Linked DNA regions of Mus musculus: region 1 is linked to region 2. Evidence: chromatin loops called from intact Hi-C (ENCODE). Cell type or tissue: left cerebral cortex. All regions are shown on one strand. Links, peaks and the distances in the headings refer to the core of each region. The heading gives the core; the rest is flanking DNA.

The links. A loop is a pair of places that touch in the nucleus more often than their neighbours do. Peaks named below come from ENCODE experiments on the same cell type or tissue, not always from the same donor. Only the 100,000 strongest peaks of a DNase experiment are listed, where the experiment ranks them.
Region 1: it touches region 2 in a loop (2.6-fold over the local background); 4 of 42 quality-filtered maps call a loop at or near these places.

What each region holds. Positions count from the first base shown.
Region 1 is chr11:65,129,689-65,140,469 of GRCm38, reverse strand. All of the region lies in intron 1 of Arhgap44 (Rho GTPase activating protein 44), which reads left to right. Among named protein-coding and RNA genes, the nearest start is that of 1700086D15Rik, 25 kb to the left of the region's middle. In left cerebral cortex, for the core only: no CTCF peak of the experiment used is centred there; DNase peaks (open chromatin) are centred at 3,271, 4,860, 5,045 and 6,603; H3K27ac peaks cover 1,207 bases.
Region 2 is chr11:65,051,240-65,062,020 of GRCm38, reverse strand. It overlaps Arhgap44 (Rho GTPase activating protein 44), which reads left to right. Exons shown (of 20, transcript NM_001099288.1): 5 at 2,086-2,197; 6 at 4,648-4,724; 7 at 8,805-8,922. Among named protein-coding and RNA genes, the nearest start is that of Elac2, 78 kb to the right of the region's middle. In left cerebral cortex, for the core only: no CTCF peak of the experiment used is centred there; DNase peaks (open chromatin) are centred at 3,590, 5,065, 6,211 and 9,514; H3K27ac peaks cover 425 bases.

The DNA.
Region 1 (10,781 bases), core at 940-8,939, 79 kb before region 2:
GGGCTTGGTCTGACGTTCACAAGAGAATCAATGTAATTTTCCACGATAAATTAACTAAGGAGGAAATACCATATGCTCGTATCAACTTGTGTAAGAAACACATCTCACAGAGTTCAGAATCCATTCATGATAAGAATACTGAACTGGACATACCAAGGACTTTGATGAATGGTCTTCTCAAGTTTCCAGAGCTGACATTGTTGAGGGTGCTACCACCTCCATTTCCTGTAAGACTGCAAAGGGCGGGAATGAGCACCTCTGTTGATCTTGTGTTGGAGGTCATAGGAAGTCATAAAAGGGAGACAGATGTGCAGCCTGAGAGGCATAGCCGCTGGACTCATTTTAAAATCCTTTAAGCTTTCTTTTGCAAGTATTCAACATATCATCATAGGATTTTTCAGATGTCAACCAAAAATGAAAAATAATATTCCTTATGGTAGGTAGGGACTTTACTTCCATGTTTATGTGAATTGAGATTCAGGATCCATTTCAAGGTTATAAGCTATATATAGATTCAGGTTTATTTAAAGGGAAATGGATTTGGTAAATTCTTGTCAAGCCAGCTCTTGGCATTATTATATAAATTAGTAAGATGAATTTGATCCTTGAGGAACACGTATACAATTCAAGAGCCATCCTGCAGAAGCGAGAGGATAGCAAGAGGAGATTTGATTTACAGTTAAGTGTCTTCTGATTTACAATAAGCGTCTTCTCCCAACACTATGGTGTCTTTGCCTAGGCACAGTGTGGTATGGGGGTTCAGTGATGGCAGGGCTTTCCACGTACTTGTGGCTGGTGAAGCAGTTAGACTTAAAGGCAGAGCTTGGCAAAGACAGAGTGGTGAGATCTTTATATCATCCTTCTGTGATAGAGCCGAGGCTGTGTGCATCTGGGAAGAGGAATCGTTTCTTCCTCTGCTGCTTCTCTGTCAGCGTCTCTGGAGTCCCGAGACCCTTGGGAAGGGAGTCATGTTTCTTGGCTGCAGGGAAGAAGTCATGGGGCTAGCTGTGACTCATCGGTCTAACCCCACTATTTCCAAGCATGCCCACTAGATATTAGTTTATATTTGGATATTTGGCCCTTGTGATGGTCTCACCAATTCGGAGGACTTATGATCTATATGAACAAGCATTTGAGTTAGAAGAGAGGAAGCACTGAGCAACTGAAGGTACTGGCTAAATCCGACTTAAGTCAACAAGAGAATTGTGCAACTAGACAAGGAGGAAGACACAATCATGGCAGCGTGCTGATGAGTAAGGACTTTGATGGCTTCATCCAGATGCTGGCATTCACTGGAATTTCAGTGAGAAAGGTCAGCATTCATGTGTAATGGGCCTTGTAAGAGTAGATTATTTTACATGTTTGTTTTCTGTTCTGAAACTCATATTGTTCATAGAAAATGGTCAGTGTATGTTGGGCTCATTGGTGTGCAGGGACACATATTCACCCACATCAGCCTTCCCACCCCCAAGGAAAATAAAATCCATTGCATTGTATAATAGGCACTGTTAGAAGACCATTCTCCATGTTGTATGGAGATGAGGCCAGTAGCTTTCCTCAGCCACAGCCTCAGCCACACAGGGCCATCACAGTGGTTATATGACAGCTTTGATCCCCAGACCCTAACTAAAAAGACAGAAGAGAGAGAAGCAGCTAAGCGTTTATCGTTCTTTTCCTTATTCTCTGAGTACAAACCATTGCCTTTTGGCTCTCTTTTCTTTTCCTCCTTCCCTCCCTCCTTCCCTCATTTCTTCCCTCCTACCCCCCCTTCCTCCTTCCCTTTCTTTTTGACATCTGTCATGATCATTTAGACAATGCCAGGAGATTCCTAGACCTTATTAGCAATAAAGTCCTGTGGTTCTGGTGTTTGGATTGCACTAGGATTTCACTGAGCTGAAAACTTGAGTTGATTTGTATTTTTTTGGACACTGGTGTTGGGTATCTGCACTTGGGTTTGGTCAAAGGTGACTACAATAACGGAGGAAATTGTGATGCCCTGCGTTGGCTTTTGTTGTTGTTGTTGACCTGATAAGCTAGGGTCATTTGAGAAGAGGAATCTAAATTGAGAAAATGCCTCCAGTAGATTGCCTATAAGCAAGTCTTTAATGATTGAATTGGGAGGGCCCACAGGGGGTGAGGGTAGGGTGAAAGAGGGCTGTGGTGCTATTCCTAGGCAGGTAGTCCTGGGTTATATAAGAATGAAGGTTGAGCAGGCCATGAAGAGGATGAATGTAAGTAGAGAATGGTAGAAGCAGGCTCTCTGTTTCAGGGTCTGCCATGAGTTCCTGCCCTGGTCCCTTCATGGTGGACTCTAATGTGTAATCTAAAATAAATCCTGTTCTTTCCAAGTTGTTTTTGGTCATGGTGTTTGTCTTAGCAATGCAAACCCTAAGACACATGGGTACAAGGCCAGGTAGTGAATCTTTTAGGCTTTGAGGGATAATACTTGACTTTGCTGTTATAGCATAAAAAGCAAATCACAGACACTGAATAAATGGCAGCATTAACGTGACGCAGTGCTGCTAATTAAATATTCCTATTTGTATTTCATTCTAATCTGTACATATTACAAAGTATTCAATGCATACAAAATAGAAAAAGTTCTTTCAATACAAAAATTACTTTTTGCGTATAGAACATACACAGCCAGATGAATGGCTGGATTTGGCCACAGTCCACTAGTCAGGTTGCAGTACGATAGCACTGATTGCCCGTGGGATAGAAAAATGTGGTTCTAGCCCTGCTGGGTTAAAACTACTGTTAGGAAGCTCAGTACGAAGAAGTCTATGAAGGTCCATCAATGGGGAGGGTTGTACTATTTAATAAACCATTGCTCTTAATTCCTCAGGGAGAGAAACCCATGTAGAATATAAGCCATTTGCAAAACTCAGGATGGAGCCATTTAATAAGACTTAGGCTGGGGTAGTGAAGGCTGAAGTTAGCCAGTCGGTGGGCACAGCAGAGCCTGTGAGAGGACCCATTGCACAATGCAGTGATGGTAACCCTGGGCTGGTTTATCTACTGTCCTCCATTTCTCTGGGCAAATATCTGACTCCACATACCAAAGGTAATGTTTACTCTTGCTTCACAGATTTTTAAAAGCCTACTTTGTATTCATAGCATACTTTCTCTGGTCATTCATCTGGTGTCACGAGTAGTGCTAGGGTAGGCACAGAGGTGCCTGTATCTCTGTGTTCTGCTGACTTAGATTCCTTTGAGAATACCCAGAAGCTGTAGGGCTGGACCATATGGCAATTCTATTTCTAGTTGTTTTAACCTTTATGCTGATTTTCACAGTGGCTGCCTACTTTGCATTCCCCTCAGCAGTGTGTAAGGTATCCTCGCCCCCCCCCCCTCGTGACTTCTTTATCATCCAACTCAAATGGGCCCTGATTGCTGCCTCTGTATGTGCCTTCTGACAAAAGAATGCATTTTCAGTCTCCTGAACAGGAGTAAATTTTTTCTTTTCTACTTTCTAAAGACTTCTCTGTCATCTTTCTTTCATAGAGACCTTGTACTGCCCAAGAAAACTGAAGCTTTGACATAGATATGATGCTTACTTTGAGACATCAACTTGACTGGACGAGGGCATACTCAGGTAGCTTGTAAGCATCGTGTTTTGGCATCTATGAGGATGTTCCTGGAAGGGATTAGCGTTTGAGTTATTGTCTGAGGACCTGGATGGGGAAGGCACAGGGGATGTAAATTCTCTCTTCTTGAATGGGGCCACTTTTTCCCTCCTGCCTTCAGACCCCAGACCCCAGATTTTTCTTCCATTTGGACCCCACGAATTTTATTAGCAGCTTGATGCTCTAGAGTCCTCAGAACTTCAACCTCTAACTAAAAGTCACACACTAAGTTCTTTGGTTGTAAGAATTGGAGACTTGTGCTTGCCTGGTGCCATTGGTTCTCCAGTTTGCAGATGGCTGTTGGGGAAACTTAGCCTCTGTCCTAGTTTTTTTTTTTTTTTTTCCTGTTGATGTGATAAAATAATCTGACAAAAACAACTTAAAAGTAAGGAAGATTTATTTTAGCATACATTACAACGTTAGATCCATGATAGTAGGGCAGTGAAGACAGAAGTAACGTTACGTCTGCAGTTAGAGGAAGAGAGCAGCAGGTGCATACAGGCTAGTATTTAGTCCAATTTCTCCACCCTTATACAGTCCAGAATCTCCCATGGTGGGTGGGTCTTCCCACTTGAATTCATACAATCAAGATAAACTCCCCTAGGCAGGCCTAGAGGCTTATCTCCAAGGTGATTTTAGATTTTTGAAACGTTGACACCTAACACTATCACAGCCCCCTAAGTTCTGTGCTATGATATAACAAGTCTCCTCCCACCACCCTTCCCTCACTAATGATCAGTCCTTCAGCAAAACCCTAACACCGATGAGTTTGCCTCGCCTTTCAGGTGTGCAGCCTCCCCACCACTGTTCTGACGAGAGGAGGCTTCTTCATCCTCTCTTCTGTCCTCCCCCAAATGCTCTTCTTGAACCTCATACAAGTATCCCCGTCTCTTACCTCCACATCCAACTCATCTTTCAAATAACTTGACCCACCAACCTTTGAAGCTGTTTGCTCTTCCCTAGGATACCAATATAAGCTCTCAATCCTCTGCTGCCCACATTTCATCTCCTCCCATTTATCGCCACACTTTGGAAGGCTTATCTGGGTTCACTGTTTCCATTTCTTTGCTTCAAAGCCTCTGTCTACCCTGCCCTGTCTGGCTCCTAGCCCTATGGCTGTATCTGTACCACTTTTCCCAAGCTCAGTAACATAGAAAAGGTAACAGATGGCAGACTGCTGAGTGCTGCACCTACCTTCGCATCCTTCCTGGTTCACCATCCCACAGCACAGGGCGTCGTGGATTGGGTGATACTACAGTCTTCTCGGGGGTTTCCAGTCTGCCCCATAGCCGTGCTGCTCACAGGCAAGGATGGACCTCCTGGGTTATTCTGTAATTCAGAATCTCTCCCCGTGCACTTCGTGACCTTGATGCCAGTGATGGTTCTTTGCAGGTTGATGACTCACACACTTGCTGCCTCTCAGCCCCTTCAGAGCTGCAGATGGGCTGTGCAAACCAGAGAGAAGAGTGTGAATTTCGAGCCAAGGAGCAGATCTGGTTTTGCTGGCATTTTCTGCTGTGTGCTGAACCAACATCTGAAAGGGAGGAGAGGATGCAGGGAGCCTGTGAGGATGCTTCCAGGCTTTCAGAAGCCACTGGAGCTTAGCCAGTGCCTGTCTCAGGTACATGTTCAAAGCATCTCATACCCCATCCAGGACCTGGATCACTGTCTTCTGCCCAGATGTCTTCATCCTGGTGTTTGCCATCACCAGACATCTGAATGGAGGATTCATAGCCACTTGATGCCAGTTTTCTCCCCGATACAGTTGACCATAATGCACACTGGCTCTGTTCCTTTTTGATTCTCGCACAATAGCCAGCCCAGGTTGTCATCAAAATGTAAACCTGAGGTCATGTCCAATGAATTCCAGTTTTTTCTATTGCTGATTCCTCTTCTTCCTCCTCTTCCTCCCCCTCCTCTTCCTTCTCCTCCTCTTCTTCCTCCTCCTTTTCTCCCTCTTCCTCCTCCTCTTCTTCCTTCTTCCCCTCTTCCTCCTCCCCCTCTTCTCAATGTAGCCCAGGGTGGCCTCACACTAGCTATGTAACTTAGAGCTTTTGCCCCCGTCTACTACCTTCCTAGTGCTAAGGTTATGGACACTCAGCACTGTAACCATTTTCTGCAGTGCTGCAGATGGAACCCAGAGTTTCCTGTATGATAGCCACGTACTCTACCAAGTGATCTACATCGCCAGCCCTGAAATATTTTAATAAAGAGTCCCCTGTTGTATGTGAGGGTGCATTCTAAGACACCAGTGCCTGCCTTATGCCACTAATTGTGCTGAACCCCACATATGTTTTTAAGTATACTCATATACCTATGATAAAGCTTAATTTAACAAATTAACCACAGATTAGCAACAATAGCTAGTTGTTATTGTTAAATTAAAAAATTATAGTGATTTAAGGCATTAAACTTCTGTGAATGTGATCACAAATTATCTCACTGTATTTTCACCATTTGCTAACAACAGCACTTTATAACCTACTCTATGTGCACCTAAGTCAGCAGCCTTTCTGCTCTTGTAACTTTGAACTCCTCTTAAGCAAAAGAAGGGTTTCTTGGGCTGCAGAGATTCCAAATATATACTCACCTACAGAACAAATTATTTGTATTTGTGTACATGTGTGTGGAGACTCTAATTTTTGATATCTTAATCTTTTTATGCACTTATGGTCTAGGGAATCCAGACTCAGTCTGTCCCTTACCCTCTTGGCTTGACTGATTTGCTCTTCTCTGGTCTTCCTCTCTAATGTTTTTTCTTTGTTGGCATTTTCTTGGGTGTAGCATTAGAGCCAGTGTTACTCTCAGTGCGACTGAAACCATGGCTTTCCATAAGGAGATAATTGAATTTTCATTCCCCAGTGCTCTTAAGTTTCCCTGGCCATTTTGGCTACAGCATCTTACTGTGTTAATTTTCTACTTCTGAAATCAAACTTTTCATCCTGGCCCTGTCTCCAGAGTGTTCTATTTCTGTCATTGGTGCCAGACACCGAAGCAAGAATGCTGGGAGCCTGCCTTGGCTTTTCCACCTCCGCTTTTCCCTTTCTTTCCCTTGTGATTTCGAGGTGCTCCTGGGCCCTCCTTGCAGTCCTTCAGATGATCCCTCTCATTCCATCATTCCTTCCAACACACACTACAGGGCTCACACCACCATAATGGACTAATGGTCAGTACCCCTGACTTGTTCCATTTCAGTTGTGGCCAAGAGTCCTGGGTGGTTCCTCGCGCAACGTCTCCAGCCCTTTCTTCGCTTTGGCTTCCACACATTGGACCTCAGGGCCTTTGTGAATGAATACCAGGTTCACATCCAGAGTGACTTTCCTTCTCACATAGCTTCAGTACAGAGGGCTAAATTTCCTATATAAGGAGCACAATTACTTTGTGTCTTTTTTAACACAACTGTTTTCTTATTTAATTTCCTCTTCCCTTTTGCCAATAGAGAGTAGGACTCTGTTTGCTTGTGGGTGTCTTTTGCCTGTGGGTGTCTTTTACATATTCCACTGTTTTCCACATCTATCTGTCTATCCATAATGAATTGTTAGCATGTAGTCCAGGCCTTCTGGTCACCGTTTCTCTGTTAATTCAGTGCCATCTGTGTTTATCACACTTACAGGTTCTTATGGTTCTCTTGCTCTCGTAGATGCTATATTGTTATGCTATCTTTATAGTTTTGTGTTGCTGATATCATGGAATTTTAAAATATATATATTATCAGTAACCTTGGTGAAATTTCTTATCAGTTCTCATAGTTATATCTTTGGTAAATTTTAAAATTAACATATGGATCCATATGGCATTGTTGATATTTGGCCATTTTTTTTCTCCTATAAAACTTTTAATTTGAGATAGTTCTACCTTATAGATATTTGCAAATGCATGGATACTTTTTCCTCTTTGTTTAAACCATGTACTTTTCCACACTCGGGATTTGGTAGGCTGTCCAGATCGTGTTAAAGCCCTGGCATTAAGTACCCTGTGATTTTAGTGTTCGCTGTACTATTTATGGTAGGGTTTGGGTTCTTGCAGGAATAATTTGTAAAGCTTAAGAAAATCACCTAAATTCACAATGAAGTATTTTCTCTTTTTTTCATATTTAGACTCGATATTGAATTGTATCAAATGCTTCTCTGTGTCATGTGGATTCCCTCTCTAATTTTAAGTGAAATAGTTGAAATGAGTAGGTTGTCCTCACGTTGAATTATCCACTCATCGAGAGTACAAACACAGTTGACCTGTATTTAAAGATTTACAGTTGGATTTGCTTACTTTGAGCTTCCACTTAATTTTTTAATTTACATCCGGTATGCAACTTCATCTCTTCCTATTCATAGTGACGTTGGCCTACAGCTTCAGATTCTTACCATCATTTTGCAGCTTAGGAATCAACTTTGATTAAATAAATTAGGGCAGCTTTCATTTCTACTTTTATGGAGGGGAGGAGACAAGTTGTCTATTGTCATTATTATCTATTGTGTGGCAGTGTAGGACTTGGCAGGAAGGCACCTGCTGGGTCCTGTAGGCCAGATTCCCTGCCTGTCCCTTCAGCTCTCCTGTCTGGCTGTTCTCTTACCTCACCTGTATTCCTGTTCCAGCATGCTTCCTTTTGCCCTTCATCTGTTCCTCTGCATTTCTGTCCGCCCCCCCACCCCCCCAACAAGGTTTCTCTGCATAGCCCTGGCTGTCCTGGAACTCACTTTGTAGACCAGGCTGGCCTCTCTCAGAAATCCACCTGCCTCTGCCTCCTGAGTGCTGGGATTAAAGGCTTGCATCACCACGCCCGGCTCCATCTGCATTTCTCCACTTTCCTGAGCTTGCTCCTCACAGCACACAGCGCACCTAGAACAGCCTGCTCCAGGTTCCTGCTCTTATTCTGGTTTCTGGTTTCCTGGGCCATCTTCTGTCAGCTTTCCCTCTTAGACCCTTGGCACAAGTTACATTGTATGACTAGGATTCCTCCCAGTTGTGAGTGCAGGCCCCTTCCTGACCTGAGATTGAGGACACACCTGTAGAGCCTAGCTCTGCTGACACATGAGCTGACCCCCGTTCAGTCCACTGGGCTTTTCCTCGTTCTATAATGAACCACTCGTATCTCCACCTCATGGCATCTGCACTGTTTCTTTCTTTGCCCCAGAATCTTCTTCCGCATCATGCCTACTATTTCTTATTTCTTATTTTTCTTCCCTTCACTGCTAACCCTGTGGTCTCCTGCTTTCTCCATGTAGCTCCCTTTGACTGGCAGGTGTGTCCTTGTCTCACTGTGCTCAGGACCCAGCCCCAGGCTCTGCTTAGTCCAACACCACGTGTTACCCCATAACTGTGCACAAACATGAAGTTTATTTACTCTTTCACTTCACTGTAGTGTGACATTTTCAGAGGCAGAGATTTTGGCTTGCTCTGCTCACTGATGGTTTTGGGTGCCAAATTTGAGTACATTGTCAGTACTCAATAAATATTAGTATAAATCAATAAAATCAAACAAGTTCTTCCACCAAGAACTTGTCTCGTTACAAAGCCAGCATATAAAAACCAGCTACTTTCCCACGTAACGGTAATGAACTTGCCAATTAGGAGACCAAGAAAAACAACAACAACCTCCGCCACCACACCAGAACCCTCCCATGAACTGTAACTTTAAGAAACAAAACAAACAAAAACTAGTCATGAGTGTAATGAAGGAGATGAAGGACCTCTGCAATGAAGACTTTCAGATACTGAGGAAAGAAATGGAAGAGGGCACTGAGGGCAGAGAGACCTCCCATGCTCATTGGCCGGCAGAATTAATGTGAAAATGGCTGTTGCCAACGTGATGTACAGATCTCATGAAATGTTATCAAATATGGCGTCCTCACATAAACAGAATACATGAATTTATACGGAAGCATCAGAGACCCAAGTGGACAGTGCAATCCTGCTCATAGAGAGTGCGGTCTTAGCACTATTACAATACCCATTTAAAACGGTACTGCAGAGCCATAGTACCTGAAACAGCGTGGCACGGGCTCAGCAGTAACAGAACAGAGGAGGATCAGGAAGTACCGAATGGTACAGCCACCCTAGTGTTTTGACAAAGGTGTCAACTGTTCACTGGAGAAAATAGTACTGAGAGATCAGATCTCGATATCCACATGTCAAACATTGATTCTAGTGACTTTGATACAGGACCTGCAAAGAGACAACAGTAAAAAGCAAAGCTACAGGCACAGCCAGGATTTTCTAAACAGGAGTCCAGTAGCTTGGGAAGTAGTAGGAGGGATTTGCATGAAGTTTGAAAGCTACACTACAAAGGAAATATTGAACAGATTGAAGAGATAACTTTAAAATGTCAGACACCCAAAGACTGACTAATCCATCAAGTCAATGGACAAACGAACTGAATAGACACTTTTCAAAAAAATGTGCAAAAACTGATCAATATATGAAAAGTACAATCAAGATTCTCGGCTGTAAAGAAAATGTCAATCAAAACGTGAAGATTCTGTCTCCTCATAAGAATGGGAGTCTTTAAGAAAACAGAGGACAGTAAATGCTTGCACGGAGGTGGGAGAAAGCAACGCTTGCTGCTGGTGTGGATGTATACTGATGGCTGCTGCTGTGAAAATCAGTATGGAGATTTCCGAAAAGAACCAAAAGAACTACCATATAATTCAGGCATTGCTCATGGGTTTATAGCTGAAGGATTCTAAGTCAGCATAGTCAGTAAGTAAGTAAGAGATACTTGATCATGCGTGTTTATTGAGTTACAGACAGATGGACAGATAAAGAAGATGTAGCGTGTGTATACAATGCGGTTTTATTCAGCTATGAAGGAGAATAAAATTAGGTCATTTGCAGGAAAATGATTGTAGCGAGATTATCCTGTGAAATAAGCCAGTTTCAGAAAGACAAATATCGCATTTTCTCTCACGTGCAGAATCTAGACTTAAATACACGTGCATAGTGCATATATGCATATATTATGTAAATATACAAATGGGACTATGAGAGAGGAAGAAGGGACTTCATATTAGGACAGGGACAGGGATAAGAGAGGAAAAAATGGGGTGGGAAGCCATTTTCACGTGCATGCGCACCCCCCACACACACACAGAGGGAGGGGAAGAGAGAGAGGGAAAGAGACAGAGAGAGAGAGAGAGAGAGAGAGAGAGAGAACAA
Region 2 (10,781 bases), core at 1,938-9,937:
GTGGCCGGTGTTTGGGACTCAGTCAGGCACACAGCAAGCAAGCCTGAGTGCAGAGCCCAGTGCTCAGGATGCAATAACTGTGCAGCTTAACTCCAGTACTGGTGGAGTAAGCCCTTCTCTTAAATCTTGAGACTAGTTTGTACAGTTTGGGATTTTTATAGTTTTAGAATAGTTACGTAGCTTTTATGGGGTGTCTTTAATATATATATATTTAAAATGCTTCAAAGACTCCAAATTTTAAAAGCTTCGATTTGGGGAGATTGTAGAGGTGACTCAGTGGTTAAGAGCACTGGCTATTCTCCCAGAGAGAATCCAAACTTAATTCCCAGCATCTACATGGCAGTTTACAACTGTCTGTAATTCTAGTTCTGACGCCCTCTTCTGGTCTCCATAGGCACTGCACGTATATCATGAACAGAAGAAGAGAAACACCCATAGACAGAAAATAATAATTTAAATAATAAAATAATAAAAATTTTAAAGTTTGGATTTTTGAATGACAATAGGTAGCCTACAATATATAGTAAGATATAAATAATGTAAATAAACAGAGAATGAGGAAATGTGAATACAAATTATTAGTTTATATAGTTAGGGGGTCAACAACTAATGCTTAACATTGTACAAGTTAAGAAGTAGCAGAAGGAGTGTGAAGGAAAGTGCCAGAAAGCTAGGTTGAAAGCACCCGTGTAAAGGTGCAAGACTAAAACCACAAGCTGGAAGTTGACACTTACAGTAAGTGATAGGTAGAGAATTAGAGCCCATTTTTCATTTCCCTCCAGATGTATGAGTATATAAAGAATTGCAAATAAATTCAAATAACTAGATCCCAGTTCAGAAGTAGCCAAGGACGTGAGGGATATTCCATGGACCCTGGGTCTTGGAGAGCCTGAGAGAGATGGCATACAGATTCACCAAGTTGATAGGAATCAAGATGTCCATATTCAGAGTCATGAGGCACAGAGCAGTGGAAACCCTCAAACATAAGAAAAGAGGCTGGGCATGAATGTGTATGTATGCAGATGTGATATATGATATATGGTATATGCATACATATGAGCTATGCATACATACATATATACATACATACTACAGCAGTGTGTGTGTGGTCGCCAAAATCTTTTGATCATGGAAAAGCTTAACATGGAGGTAGGCATGTTCATAGAAAGGAACTCCACATAACAAAGTGATGAATTTCCCATAAGCAAATATGAACAAGTCCTAAAAATCAATGCGTGTGAAAAGCAAGTAGAGCCGAGGAAGCTCACTAGTAGTGTTCTTGCTGGGTGTGTGTAAGCCCTGGGTTCAGTCCCCGCACTGGGGAAAGAGCCATGTATGCAAGATAAACTGACTATAAAACCAATGCTGGAAACATTTTTGGCCAAATGGTAGCATCATATTATGTACAAACCATGTTAGAATAGAGAAGGCATTCTGTAAGCTGAGAATAAATTGTGTTCTTATTCTTTTGTTGATATTTAAAACATACCTGAGTTTCAATGAACATTGTACGGTGTAAAGAGGACAGCCATTTGGGAGAAACTAACATCTTTGAAATAGTCCCTTTTCTCAGAAAATGGACTTTCTCTTTGTTATGTTGCCTACTATTTGGTCAGTCTTGGGCAATCTGTAGGGTGACTTTCTGGCTTTTTCCATATACACACTAAATATTCACTGTGTTCTAAGTAAGTTTTTGTGGCTTAGGAGAACGGTCCTAGTGGAATTGAGTTTTAGGTATATGTTTGAAGGTGTGGTGTGTTCGAGGACCCATCTTACCTGCTCTCTCCGGCAATCCCAACCGAGAGAGGAAGCAATTGAATCCCAATGCTGGCGGATTGAGCTTGGGTGATCCTGTTTCCCCCTCCCTCCCCCCCATTTCTCATAGTTCCCATGCATCCCCATTGTCCCTGGCAGTCCCTCAGCAGTGTTTGGAGTAGGGGATAACTTCAGACATGGAGTCAGTGGGAGCAGCTTGGCCACCGGTAGCCATAGGAACCAGCCAGCTTATTGACACTGACTTGGAGCATGACTCTGCCTGATGTGGCGGTCCAGGATATTCAGGATGCCTTCCCCCCTTGCTTGCAGGAAGATGCTGAAGCTCTGCGGAGAGACGGAGGACAAGCTAGCTCAGGAGCTGATCCACTTTGAGCTGCAAGTGGAGAGGGATGTGATCGAGCCCCTGTTCCTGCTCGCTGAGGTGAGGCTGAGCCTGGGACAGTGACAGTCTTTTCATGTCCAGCCCTCCACTGTTTCCTTCCTTCTCGCCAGCCGCTGACCTTGTCTTCCGTCAGGATGCATCATGACCACACCATGATCAAGATTTCCAAGGACGGTGGAGCTTTCAGCTTCTTTCCCTCCCCCACTGTCTTCTCTGTTCACCTTCGAATGGATAAGCATACAAAGCCAGGCAGACTCACACCCATCACCCCGGCCCCTCCCAACGCCCCGTTCCCTGCCCATCTCCAGTCTTTAGCAACTAGTGTCATGAATGGCAGCTTCCTCCATAGGAGTCTGGGGAGCTGATGTAAGAGCATCTTAAGGTCTCTTTGCTTGGTGTCCTTTTCTTCCTGGATTATACAGGATATTAAATTAAACGATTTTATTAGAAAGCTATCTTAACGTCTTTGTGGCAGTTTCCCTAGTTCCCATCTCACGCAGCTTTATCCGCTGAGATAAACCGCGGAGGTTTATGGGCCTCTCAGTGTGGATCTCTCTGTTGCATTTCACTGGCCATACAAAACCTAACAGTTGCTCTGTGTGAGAGATGGAGCTGTCTGTCCCTGTGCTGTGAGCTAGCCCCTAGCCTTCTCCAGCCATGACACACATCGAATGTGGTTATTAGTGCAACCCGGGAGACTCAGACTTAATCCTAGTTGTCTTCTGCCCATTTAAATTTAAACTGACGTCATCTCACACGACTAGAAGTTTTAGAAGCTCTGTAATGTTGCCCAGTCCACATCTGGTTTCATCTCTAGATCACCTTCAGCATGTCCTTGTCTCTCCTGTATTCTTTCTGAGACAGAGGTATAAATAAATAATTGGGTATGAACCTAAAGGAGATGGAAGAATAAATTGACACGGTGCTTTGACGGCTCAGCATAGAACAGCTGTAAGCCCTTGGATCACACACTGTGGATGGAATCAATTAACCATTGACCTTATTCCCATCTGCCCCTGGCGGGAACACTCCTGAGAGGCACCTGCTCCTTATAAGGCTCTGGCCAAAGCCTGAAACAACCCCAAAAGTGTGTGTGTTGGGGTGAGGTGGGGGAGACACAAGACTCAGCAGGGAACTCAGGCCCCTGGCTGAGACTTGAACCACACTCTGCCTCCCAGCCCTGCCCCCCAGCTCTGTGCATGCTTGGGATGCTTCTTGCTGTTGAGCTGTCCTCTCCATGCATCCCTCAGTCCAGCTCAGCTGAGTGGGCAGAAAGCCTCTCCCTCACGGAGCACTGGGTTCTCTCACATCCCCCCACCCCCACGCTTCCCCCGAGTGTTAAAAAAAAAAAAGCCTGAGCCCCAAGATGATTTCCATGCAATTCATAGCCAATTTTCCTTTTTAATTTTCCCATCCTGCCCTACTTTTGCTGGGCCCGAAATCAAAACCCTGCACTGTAGTCTTCAAGGAAGTCATTTTTAGAAAGAGAAATATAAAAAGAGCATCCACATACAACCAATATGGAAGAAGCCCTTGCAGGAACTCCACGGAGGCCGAGTTATTCCCTGCTGACTGTGGGAAACCTTGCTTTATTTCTATAAATATGCTAACATGGCTCCTTTGTTTCCATAAATATAAACTGTATGTCCTAGTGGTAGCCCTCAGCAGATGCTTGGCATCGCGGGTCTGCTAAGGCCACAGTTTCTCTGAGCTCAACTGTTCACTTGAGTTAGGTCTGCTAGCACTCAAATGGTAGTGTGCCCTTCCTTACTCCTGCTTTTGGCCCTTATGGAAGTAGACACAGAAGCCATTGGCTCTGTTTCTGTTGTTGTTGTTTTGTTTTGTTTTGTTTCTTATTTGTTTGTTTCTGGTTTGGCTAAGAGCAGGAGTGTGGCTAAGAGCAGTGCTTCCCTGGGCAAGCAGAGATACGCAGAACCTAGAAATGTCCCCAGGTAATGAGGGGCCTGCTGGGTGTCCCGGGGAGAAAGAACAGGTACAGCTTAGGGATTTAAGGAATTGAATATTTCATCTCCTACTGGTCAAGAGAACAGTGTTCTATGTATGCAGGATAAGTACTAGTTCTAGAAATGCAGTGGGCAGCTTGGGGTGAGGACACTATACTGTGTCCTTTAGATGTGGGGGACAACTCTCAGGTGGATTTTCACACCACACACACACACACACACACACACACACACACACACACAGTGGCGAGGGAGGGAGGAAAGCAGTAGCTATACTAGATGATAAATCCAGGAGCTTGACATTAGATTGTAAACATGAAACATAATTGCTACTTGTGGATGACTGGATTCAAGACAGTGGCGAAGGGGAAAAGGTTTTACTCTGAAAACAAGGACCGGGAGACTTGCAGCAAACATTCAGGTGACTGCCAGTAATTCTTCCAGCATTCTCTGAGAGCCTAGCTCTTCCGATATTAACCTTGACCTTGGGTTTGACTGTGTGTCTCCTCTCTTCTGGAACTACAGGTGGAAATTCCAAATATTCAAAAGCAGAGGAAACATTTAGCCAAGCTGGTGCTTGACATGGACTCTTCCCGGACCAGGTAAGAGTCCTCCCTCTCCCTCCTCCCTCCTCCCTCCTCCCTCCTCCCTCCTCCCTCCTCCCTCCTCCCTCCTCCCTCCTCCCTCCTCCCTCTGAAGAGACCAGGTAGAGTCTCTTCCCTTCCTTTGCAGCCTCGCTGACGGGACCGTGATATTTGGGGGTGGGAGCAGGTTTGTGTGTGTGCATGGGGGTAGATCTCATCTGTTAAGTTTCTCTTACTACCTCCTGTGTACCAGGCACTGGAGGTAACAGCAGACACCAGAAACGTGGGTTCCCTGCCCATCTGGAGGCTACAGTTGAATCTGAAGGCAGACCTTGGGCAGGAGGACAATTTTAGGCAGCCATCTATTGAAGAAGAAGATCACACTGGCTATTTTTGGAAAGGAACAGTAGAGGAAGAGGCACCAGCATCAGATGGGGAAACAGAAGAGTGCTTTTTTGAATAGATGGTTGGTCAGAATCTATACAACCAGAAGGAGGCAACGGTGCAAAGATGTGGGGGAAACTGTCTAAGCAGAAGGGATGGTGCACAGGGCCTAGGGTGGTGTAATTTTGGGGTGCAGGAAGAAGGTGCCTGACCTAGGGAAGAGTGGGCATGAGAACCAAGAGGCAGAACAGAGATACATTATGTGTGCATCAAGGAGATGTGTGCATTTCTCATTCTGGACATGTGTCCACTACTAAAGTGGATGGTGTAAAGGGAGAGTCCCTATGATAGCCCTTCTGTGAAGCAACTCCAAGGCCATTCTGTACCTGCTACTCACACTACAAACTTCCTGTAGTTTCAGGAGATCAGTGCCAGAGGCCCTGATGTTGACTGTGGCTATTACAGGTGGACATGGTACATACTGCCTTTTATCCTTACAGTGTTCTCTGTGTGTGTGTGTGTGTGTGTGTGTGTGTGTGTATGTGTGTGTGTGTGTGTGTGTGTGTGCGCGCGTGTGCATGTGCACACACAAACCTAAGTTAAATGAGCAAAAGTTCACACACACTGGTCTAGAAGGAACTGTTTATTCCGTAAGTCCTTTGTAATTCAGTCTGAATCACTTTTTCTCATTTTACTTTTATGAAACAAGCAAAACCAGAAAGCTCTTGGGCAGAGGGATTTAGGATTAAGAGCCTGCCAGTAGGGTTCACAAATCAGGAAACAAGATCCAGGCATGCTCTTTTGTAGACCCATGGCCTTGGATGAATCACTTCTTAGAAAGTCGCTTGGCAGATTACTGTAGGTAGCTCAGGCCCCTCGTGCTCTCCGCTGGCTTTTCTTCATGAGTCTGGTTTAGTAACTGATGAGAGGACTGACCCAAACCCCCGTGATACTGACGCTCCAGTCAGTTCAGTGACGGTCTTTAGGGTGACATGGACATCCTCAGTAAAGGTTCTTGCTCTTGTCCCTTGAGGCTGAGTGGCTGCATGCAGTCTGGGCTTATCTGCCTTGTAGGACTTTGCTGACAGCCACATCAAGCAACCAGCCAACCACTGCTTCCTGCCATCTCCCTTCAAGCTGCACACTTAGTCAGCGAGGAACAGCTGTCAGGATACAGCCATGAAATTCACACTGACTTCCGGAGTGATAGTGAATAGCAGGAATCACAAATTACATTCCTGAGGTGGCTGGTTCTCAGCATCCCCCCACCTCCACACTCTTTCCCCATTCAGCCACATTTGGTGGGTCCTAACATGGGTGACGAGCTGCGTCTGGCCGTGAAGGCATTCTTCCCTCCTGGCTGCTGCCCGTGTACTATATACCCCAGTGCTTCTGCGCGGAGCCCCCTTAAAGTCATTTTTATCTATCCTCACTCAGCACATCTTGGTCAATACTTCCATGACTAGGTCTTTGAATTTTAGTACTACACTAGTGAATCTGTCAGATCCATCTTACTTATTCAACCTTTAATGAGGATTGAATCAAACACATGGCATTTGTCAGTGTTAAAGTAATTCTGTTCTGTTTGCTGCAAGTCAATGAAATAGATCTAAATATACTGACAGAAAACTGGTGTGAGCATTGAGATCTGAACTGCAGCCCTTAAGGTCCCCCCCCCCCCAGGCCCCCAACCCCCGCCTCACCTATACACACATTTTAAAGCATCTATTGGCTGGTTCTTAGGTAGCTTGGTCAGGTGGTGGCTCTCTCTTGATCCTATAATCAACATGGATGTGTATTTGTTATCTCATATAACTTACAGCTATGTTTTCCCATGTTTTGTATGACCCAAGTCCCTCAGTACTCTAATGCCTTTACTTACAATAGCTGACTCTGGATAGTTGCTGTCAGTCCACAAATGGGTCTTTTATGTAGAGCGCATCTCTATAGGAAGAGTCATCGGGGATTCCTGCTAGCTTCTCTTACTGTTTCAGCTTAGAGCAATCGCTTTTCAAATTTCTCTAAATGATTATCTTGGAATCAGTGTAGTGCTCAGGGCTTGGGTCCTCCTGGTAGAATGTAACCAGCCCAGCATCTGAGAGCCTTTGTACAATGGTTTTCCTTGTTGCATTCTGACAGGCTGAGATACCTTCATTTTGTCACTTTCTGCTATTAATGCCCCCTTGAATCCTATACCCCCACATTCTTATGTTTGTCCTACAGATAAGAACAACAACCCAGCAGAACTACCAGTTAGCTATCTGTTCATTAGATTTTTCACTTAATTCTGGGGCAGGGGAAGTTGTTGTCCTGGTATTTGGACCCCTCAATTGCCAGGCTGTACATGATCTGGGGGCTGGGGGAAGGCCCTTGTTTGGCCTGTACTTATATTGTATTTAAAAGAAAACCTCTCATCTTGGTCACATTTCCATCAGGGAACTTCCCAGGAAGATTTCTCAATTCTCTTGTCAGTCGAAACACCTGGCAGCCCGTGACCACATCCCTACGTGAGCTCCAGCAGTCCGTCTCAGACAAGGCATCTTCCCACCCATTTCCCCAACCCCTCATCTTCCTGCTTTCTCAGACTGAAGTCAGACTTAGCAGCCATCTGTCATTCTGACTGCCCCACTGTGCTCCTCACGGGCTAGAAATAGCTCTCCAGGTGAACATAAAAGATCCAGCAAGCAAGTTACAATAATGGACTGTCCTGTCCTTTCTCCTGCCTGCTGGTCCCTGTGAGTGGGTGAGATCTCTGCCTCCCCAGAAGAGGAACCCTGCAGAGAGCCCTTTCTTCTTGCGAGACCATTCTGTCCTTTCTGTCTTTCCCTGATGTCAACTCCAGCAACGAGACACAAGGGTTAACATTTATTTTCCCTTCTATGTTTCCTGAGTGTCTTCCTCATGCGGCCAGGGCTCTCCCTGCCCCGATGTGTCTTTACAGAATTAATATGTGGCTGCAAAATGTGGGCCTGATGCTATTGCAGTTTTCCCAGTGTGGAGTTTTTTTTTAACCTTCGAATTGGCTTTTAGGTCTGTCAGTGTTTCCTTTAATCCCATCAGTCTTTCTTCCTTTTAGCCTCACACCCATTATTGGCTTCAGCCAGTTAGGTGCATTCAAACCGAGGAGCCTGTGAGGAACTTAAATGAATGGTAGTGACCAAACTGAAAAAGGCAGTGCTAGTCAAAATATGGGCTGCGTTGCAGTTCACTGTGGTGGGCCTGATTAAGTTTCAAATATCTTGTAACGAAGTCTGAGTGAGATGCTGGGTATGTTAGTTAGTTTGGTTTAACCATCCTGCATCCTGTTCTTATATCAGCAGCTCATGCATTGCTCCATAAATGTCAACAATTGTCATTTGTCAGCGAAAAGAGGACAGCTCTGGTGACTGTCATTTGGCTTTAGTGTGTGGAAGGTCATAGAGGACACAGTGGCAAACTGTGGGATGTTGGTCCTGTGGGTAGGGTCGCCTCATCCTCAGCTTCACTCATTTCCGCTGTGGAAAGGTGAGCCTCTCACCGAGTGTGGCACTGGTGTTTCCTGGCCAATCCTGGCTAACAACTGGCCAGGTATTTCTTCAGCATTCGGCCATATCACCTGGGCTCCACCTGGGCTCCACCTGGGCTCCACCTGGGCTCCACCTGGGCTCCACCTGGGCTCCACCTGAGCTCCACCTGTCTCATGTGTATCCTTTTTTCTCTCTTGTTTTCTGTCAGGTGGCAGCAGACTTCCAAGTCTTCAGGGCTTTCCAGCAGCCTTCAGCCTGCGGGTGCCAAAGCCGATGCCCTCAGGGAGGAGATGGAGGAGGCTGCCAACAGAGTGGAGATTTGCCGGGTACCTGTCCCCCTTGCTCTTCTTTCCCGGGATAGGCTGAGGAGTCCTTAGGGATTGACTGTGTTGGTCAGTGGAGTTTCCTTAAAACTCGGCTGGTGATGTTCCAGTCAGTTGAAGTGTCTCCATTGCCTCCTCCTATCTCCAGAGAGTACAGGATGAGCTCAGACTCGGAGCTGTGAGGGTGACCAGAATTTGGAGGCCCAGACTGTCATTGGAGATCTGACACTGTGAGCAATGAGGGCATGTCCTTCATTTTTGTGGGGAGCTTTAGGGCAACTGAGTTCCAGAGAGTACAGTGGTAGGTGTCAAGGTCAAGTGAGAATTTAGACTGAGCCTCAAGTCCTGTGATATGAAAATGTTTCTTCTCTTGTTTGCTTTTTAATACTACCCGAGTCACTGTATCCACCATATAGCTATTGGGAGACAGCTCAAATGTTAGCTATAGAGATCAACAAAGAAAACAAATTTTCTTTTTAAGAGAGAAGGGCTTATTCTAAGAACTGGGATCCTGTACTTATATGGGATTATGTCATTCATTGCACACATTACTGTTCCAATCTACTATACCCGCCCATACGTACACACTGTGTAGGACACAATGAGTCATAGACCATTCATAGCGCCGCTGTATATATTTACGTCTCTTCACATGTCTTTGTGTTAGGTTGGGTCCCTAAGAAAGTTAAACTGGTGAAAACTATGCTTAGACCCAAATATTAGACAACTCACTTCTACAAATACATTACATTCGTATTATGTGTTGGCTCTGTACATGCGTGCATGCGCATACGCGTGCGCATGTGTATCGAATGCAGGGCTATGTCATGCTAGGCAAGCAGTCTGCCACAAAGCTGTATCCTCAGCCTTCCCAGGCAGTTTTAAAGAAAGGGACGCTTTGCTTGCAGATGGCTGTGGCTTTCTTGCCTGGTTCATTGACTCTTGCAGCCACACCGTGTAGGTAGCATTGACCTCACGTTCACATGACATTCAGTAGTTCTCTGGGATTTGAAGCTTTGAAGAATCATTTTTAAAAAAATCCTCGGTCTCCCAGGCTGCCATCCTGTAAAAACCAAGCCGAGAACTACAAATGCCTCAGATCCCAGATTCACTGTGGTTGAGGCAGACAGCCCACTTGTGCTTCTGGGTCAGTGGCAGATCCAAGCTGCTGCGCTGTTTCTGAAGTGTAAGTCTCTCTCCTGCGGATTTGGACATGATGTATATACTTTTTCTGTTGTATAGCCTGCTACTCAGTTTAATAGCCTTTTTATTTTAGGGCAGGAGGGTTATTTAACAAACTTTATTACTTTTACCAAATGCTATAAAGATAGGTTAATAAGAAATTAGAAAATCTTTCTCACAAGTCAGGTCATACACATAATTAATCTAATTTTAATGTATATTATATATTATTTTAAAATTCATAATATGAGTTATTTTATGATATTTTCTGATATTGTAGTTATAACAATTTCTCCCTTCCCTCTCTCCCTCCAATCCTTCTCATGTACTCTTCCTTGTGCGCTTCAAATTCATGGCCACTTTTTACATTGTTGTTGCATGCAAATATGTATCTGTATATACATGTATAGCCTCTAATACGTAAATATACCTTGCTTATTCTGTACAGTGTTACTTGTATGCATGTTTTCAGGACTGACCGTTTGGTACTGGAGAACTTCCCTGGGGAAGACTAGTTCTCCAGGTCTCGGCATCCCCTAGTGGCCTGCAGTTCTTTGTGTAGGGTTGAGGCCTTGCAGGTGCTCTTCACCCACTTTGGCATGTCTGTTGATGCTATCCTTGTTCAGCTCACATTTGGGTGGTCATGTCCATGAGACTTCATGGGTGCAGCTTCTGATGTT